2 separate regions of the Homo sapiens genome follow, and region 2 is linked to region 1. Evidence: read pairs that join two places in POLR2A ChIA-PET (ENCODE). Cell type or tissue: endothelial cell of umbilical vein. All regions are shown on one strand. Each heading gives the region's core, and the rest is flanking DNA. Links, peaks and the distances in the headings are about the cores only.

Evidence for each region. Peaks named below come from ENCODE experiments on the same cell type or tissue, not always from the same donor. Only the 100,000 strongest peaks of a DNase experiment are listed, where the experiment ranks them.
Region 2: POLR2A ChIA-PET joins it to region 1 with 5 read pairs; 3 of 35 experiments call an interaction of 5 or more read pairs at or near these places.

The regions. Positions count from the first base shown.
Region 1 is chr14:61,743,263-61,746,187 of GRCh38, forward strand. HIF1A (hypoxia inducible factor 1 subunit alpha) reads left to right here. Exons shown (of 15, transcript NM_001530.4): 13 at 1,443-1,551; 14 at 2,429-2,555. All of the region lies in intron 1 of HIF1A-AS3 (HIF1A antisense RNA 3), which reads right to left. Among named protein-coding and RNA genes, the nearest start is that of HIF1A-AS2, 4.4 kb to the right of the region's middle. In endothelial cell of umbilical vein, for the core only: no CTCF peak of the experiment used is centred there; no DNase peak of the experiment used is centred there.
Region 2 is chr14:61,325,419-61,328,343 of GRCh38, forward strand. The region is part of intron 1 of PRKCH (protein kinase C eta); the gene reads left to right. Among named protein-coding and RNA genes, the nearest start is that of PRKCH-AS1, 4.1 kb to the left of the region's middle. In endothelial cell of umbilical vein, for the core only: no CTCF peak of the experiment used is centred there; a DNase peak (open chromatin) is centred at 1,643; H3K27ac peaks cover 2,229 bases.

The sequences.
Region 1 (2,925 bases), core at 328-2,827:
GTTTCTCCAGGTTGATCAGGCTGGTCTCAAACTCCCGACCTCAGGTGATCCACCTGCCTCAGCCTCCCAAAGTGCTGGGATGACAGTTGTGAGCCACTGTGCCCAGCTAGCAACTGTTTTTAAACATTAGTTCCAATGTAGTGTACACTGAAAACTTTTATGAAAGGAATTTCAAAAATTAAGATAAACCATTAAAAACGTAATTACTAAGTACTACTACTACTACAATGATATTTACATAATAGACTGAGTTACATTTCATAAAGACAATATATCTGTATAAGAATTTTTAAACTTCCCTGTCTATATAATAGAAGTTTTAGAGAAATTTTTTAAAAACCAAAGAAAACTGCAAAATAAGATCACTTACCTATTTGGCATTCTCAACTGTCTGGAACAGCAAGGAGCCATTATGATTATGCATTTGGTTTGTGGGGTGTCTTGAAAAGTCAAAATAATGTAACAAAGCTGATGTACTTTACTCATTAGAACAATTCTTCACAATTTAATATTAATTTTAGATATACATAGTTCATGTTTGATAACCAGATCAATACTGAGTGAAAAATAGCATAGTGGGAAGAGCAGGGGAGGGGAGGTAGGGATCTGGAGACCTAGAGTGTACTTCCATATTGCAACTAGTGAGCAGTAGGACTTTGAGAAAGTTACCCAATAGGCCTCAGGGTTCTAATTTATAAAATGGGTATGATATGCCTGCCTTATCTGTCTTGGGAACTTAAGTAAGGTTAAAATGAACTAATGAACTTGAAATGTTTTATAAACTGAAAATGCTATACGAATGTGAGATTGATCTTGTATTTCAATAGTCCCAACAATATCACTGCATTGTTATATTAGGTGGAATAAAAGGACAATATTTAACTGTTTTGACTCTACAATAGTGTCAATTTAGTTGTGTTCAGCTCTATTTTATAAAATAGGGATACGCATACTGTAGAAAATTTCCTGTTAAATTAAGCTTTGACGGCCAGGTGCTCACGCCTGTAATCCCAGCACTTTGGGAGGCCAAGGTGGGCAGATCACTTGCGCTCAGGAGTTTGAGACCAGCCTGAGCAACATAGTGAAATCCTGTCTCTACAAAAATATGTATATATAAATTAGTCATAATCCCAGCTACTTGAGAGGCTGAGGTGGGAGGATCACTTGATTCCAGAGGCAGGGCTTGGTTGCAGTAAGCAGAGATCACGTCTCTGCACTCCAGCCTGGCTGACAGAGTAAGACCGTGTTTCACCAAAAAAAAAAAAAAAAAATTAAGCTTTTACTTTTAAGATGATAAACTTTAGTGATCAGGAAAGTTATCTTATGTATATTATATTCCTTAATATTGGAGAACTAAAGAATTATGTATTTTCTTTAAAAGCGCTCACTGGATATTTTTTTTAAAAACGCTATATTTTCATTTAGAATTTTTTTCTTTTCAGAACTACAGTTCCTGAGGAAGAACTAAATCCAAAGATACTAGCTTTGCAGAATGCTCAGAGAAAGCGAAAAATGGAACATGATGGTTCACTTTTTCAAGCAGTAGGAATTGTAAGTATGAGTAGTAGGTTTTGCTTTTCTAGCTAATGTGCTATTTCGTGTGTGTGTGTGTGTGTGTGTGTGTGTGTGTGTTTCCACGTTTCTTCCAAATAGTAAAGTTATATTTTCAGAAGTTATACATTGGGTTTTTTTACTCTGTATGCACTGGTTTTTAAAAATACAAATGTTTAATACATACATTCTTGGTATAAAAATTCCAAACAATTCCAGTGTATTTTGAGTTAAAAAGTGAAGTTCTCCCCTTACTCCACCCTGAATATCACCACCAATCTCATTCTCTTCCCTTTAAGTTACTTTGCCTTATTAAAAGAACTGCTATTGGCCAGGCACAGTGCCTCACGCCTGTAATCCCAGCACTTTGGGAGGCCAAGATGAGGATCACTTGAGGTCAGGAGTTCGAGACCAGCCTGGCCAACTTGGTGAAACCCTGTCTCTACTAAAAATACAAAAATTAGCCAGGCGTGTTGGTGCACAACTATAATCCCAGCCACTCTGGAGGCTGAGGCAGGAGAATAGCTTGAACCCGGGAGGTGGAGGTTGCGATGAGCTGAGATCAGGCCACTGCACTCCAGCCTGGGTAAGAGAGTGAGAGTCCATCTCATATTTAAAAAAGAACTGCTATGTTTTGGGGTAAGTCAATGGTGGTATAATACATTCTGATATTTTCAAACTAAATTAACTGGAAAGTATTTATAGACAGAATGGTCATAATGGATGACAAATAACTTAAGAAAGAATTCAAAATAATTTAGGGTAGTATTTAAGAAACTGCCTATAATGTTATTAAATTTACACCAATTTCAAGGTTTTTGGTTGTTTAAAAAAAAAATTCAACAAACTAAACTTGAAATAACTTTACTGTTTATAGGGAACATTATTACAGCAGCCAGACGATCATGCAGCTACTACATCACTTTCTTGGAAACGTGTAAAAGGATGCAAATCTAGTGAACAGAATGGAATGGAGCAAAAGACAATTATTTTAATACCCTCTGGTTAGTTTATTCTTTTTGACCTTGAACATCACAAAGACAAAATACATGAAACATTTTTATTTAGGAGCTTTAATCTAAGTGAGAATGACTTTGGTTCCTTAGCAAGATTAAAAAGTAAAGTTGTGGCTGGGCGCGGTGGCTCACACCTGTAATCCCAGCACTTTGGGAGGCCGAGGCAGCCAGATCATCTGAGGTCAGGAGTTGGAGACCAGCCTGGCCACCATGGTGAAACCCCGTCTCTACTAAAAATACAAAAATTAGCTGGGCGTGGTGGCGGGCGCCTGTAATCCCAGCTACTTGGGAGGCTGAGGCATGAGAATTGCTTGAACCCGGAAGGCAGAGGTTGCAGTGAGCCAAGATGGCACCACTG
Region 2 (2,925 bases), core at 96-2,595, 420 kb before region 1:
CATACAGTAATATGAGCCTTGACACTTACCTCACATCCTACAAAGACATTAATTCAAAATGGATTATAGACCTAAATGTAAGAGTTTAACTGTGAAACTTCTATAAGAAAACAAAATTGTAGTGACCTTGGGTTCAGCAAAAAATTTTTAGATAGCGTACAAAAGGCACCAACTATAAAAAAATCAGTAAGTTGGACTTTATCAAAATGAAAAACTATTGCTTCCCAGAGAATGTTTAAGAAAATAAAAACCCAAGCCACAAATGGGGGAAAATAACTGCAATACGTAAATGAAAGATGTGTAACATGAATATATAAAAGAACTCTAACAGCACAATAATAATGAGAAAAATACCTAATTTAAAATCCAACAAATGACTTGTAACTTGTCAAATATTTCAATAGGCACTCACCTTCATGCCAAATAGCACATTAAAAGATGCTCAAAATCATGAGTCATTAAGGAAATGCAAATTAAAACCAAAATGAGATCTCAGTATGTTCCCACTAGAAAGGTTAAAATTAATAAGACTGACCATACCAAGTGTTGGTGAGGAAGTGGAGCACCTGGAACTCTCATATGCTATGGTGAGGAATGTAAAATGGTAAATCATGTTGGAAAATAGTTTGGCAGTTTCTTAAACTATCAAACATATGCCTACTATATAACTTACTGTTTAGTATTTACTAAAAGAAATGAAATCATTCATACAAAAGCTTGTCCACGAGTGTTCATAGCATCTTTATTTGTAATAACCCCCAAAGTGGAAACAACTCAAATGTCAACAGATGAATGTTTAAACAATTGTGGTTTATCCATACAATGGAATATTACTCAGCAATAAAAAAGATGAACTATTACACATGTAACAACAGGAATGAATCTCAGAATAATTATGCTGAGTGAAAGAAACTAGACAAAAAAGTACGGTTTCATTTATGCAAAATTCTAGAAATGAAAAGGAGTCTATAGTGACAGGAAGCAGATCAGTGGGTGCCTAAAAATGGAGAGTGGAGGTAAGGGAGGTGGATTACAAAGGAGGCAGAAACTTTTAGGGGAGATGAATATTTGTGTTATTCTGATTGTGGCAATGATTTCACAGTTATATACATATGTCAAAGCTTATTAAATAGTTCACTTTAAGTATGTGCATGTTACTATATGACAATTATACCTGAATAAAGCTGTGGGGAAAAAAACCAATCAGCGCTTATCCATATTTTACTGAAGGTGTTAAGTAAGATGCTAGTAAATGACAGAATTTCAGCTGAGCCAAGTCTGACTCTTGAAAACTACATTTCCTCTTTAGTGCAGAAAATATTTATGAGAATGGGAGCGTAGAAAAAATGAAATCACAATAAAACAAATTAGTTTCTGATTTTTGGACATGGTCTCATTTTCTAAATTATCACTGTCAGTTTTTTTTCTGCTGCTTCTAGAACATGTTTATTTTGCATAATTTCTCTGGCTTCCAAAATCTGAAGAATTGCCTCTGTTTAAACTCTATTTTCTTCTTTCGTGTACTTGCTCTTGATTTGCTGACCTTCTAAATGGGGACCAGCATCTAATGCTTAATGCAGAGTGCTGGGGACATGGGGAGGCAGGAGGAGCTGGAGGCTGCGTCATGGAAAGACCTTGGCGCCCCCTCAGGAAGGAAGGACTGGCTTGGCAGGATCCCAGGCTGTTTTCCTGGTTCAGCCCTCCCGAAGACATTGTGTTCTCTGCAGCCCTGGAGGGCCTCTTTCTCTCAATTTCTCAGTGAGGTACCTGTTTTGTAATCAGTCCTGTCAGGTGAAGCAGCCATGTTACTACTGGACAATCATGGATTATCTTTTCCCTTCCTTCCTGGATCCAGGTGTCTGAATTTATACCACCAAAATTCTTCCAGATTTTCTATCTAGTGGTTCATTCTCTTTTGTACTTTGTAGTGCCGTTGTTTATTCTCATGATTGATTTTTTTCTGAGCCAATTGGAAGGAATGTCTAACACTGACTGATCAACCCACAGTGTTTAAGAGGAAAAATATATTTTAGAATCTTGAGGGAGTTTTATTTCAGTGTATGTGAATTGTATTGGCTATGTAGCGTCTTCATTTTCATTGTAAGAAGAATTTTGCTACAGTGGGACCGGCTGCTTCTCATCACAAACAGGTTGTGGCTCAGATATTTTCCCCTTTGGAGAGCATTTTCCTGGTCATATTATTATCTTGTTGTCTTTCGTTGCACTCATTGCTCTCTGAGATCATTTTGTTAATGAATTTGCTTATTATACTTTCCTCCTTTAGATTACAAATGGCTTGAGAGCAGGGACCCACCTCTCTTATTCACTGTCCTAACCCTGGGACAATGTCTCATATGTAGTAAACATTAAATATTTGTTAAATGAAATTTTATGTGATTGGGGGACAAGTAAAGTGTAAGTACTTTGGGAGCATCTTTCCATCTTTCTAAAAGAAAGAAATGAAAATAGTTGAGGAGTTACTGGATGAACAGTATTCCTCTGTTAAATCAATCAATGACATACCAATATGTGCTTGAAAGACTGGGCCTGGGCCGGGCGCGGTGGCTCACGCCTGTAATCCCAGCACTTTGGGAGGCCGAGGCGGGTGGATCATGAGGTCAGGAGATCGAGACCATCCTGGCTAACAAGGTGAAACCCCGTCTCTACTAAAAATACAAAAAATTAGCCGGGCGCGGTGGCGGGCGCCTGTAGTCCCAGCTACTCGGGAGGCTGAGGCAGGAGAATGGCGTGAACCCGGGAAGCGGAGCTTGCAGTGAGCCGAGATTGCGCCACTGCGGTCCGCAGTCCGGCCTGGGCAACAGAGCGAGACTCCGTCTCAAAAAAAAAAAAAAAAAAAAAAAAAGAAAGACTGGGCCTGACTGCTATATTCTTTGAATATGGTAATGGATTGAAAACCTTGTGTAT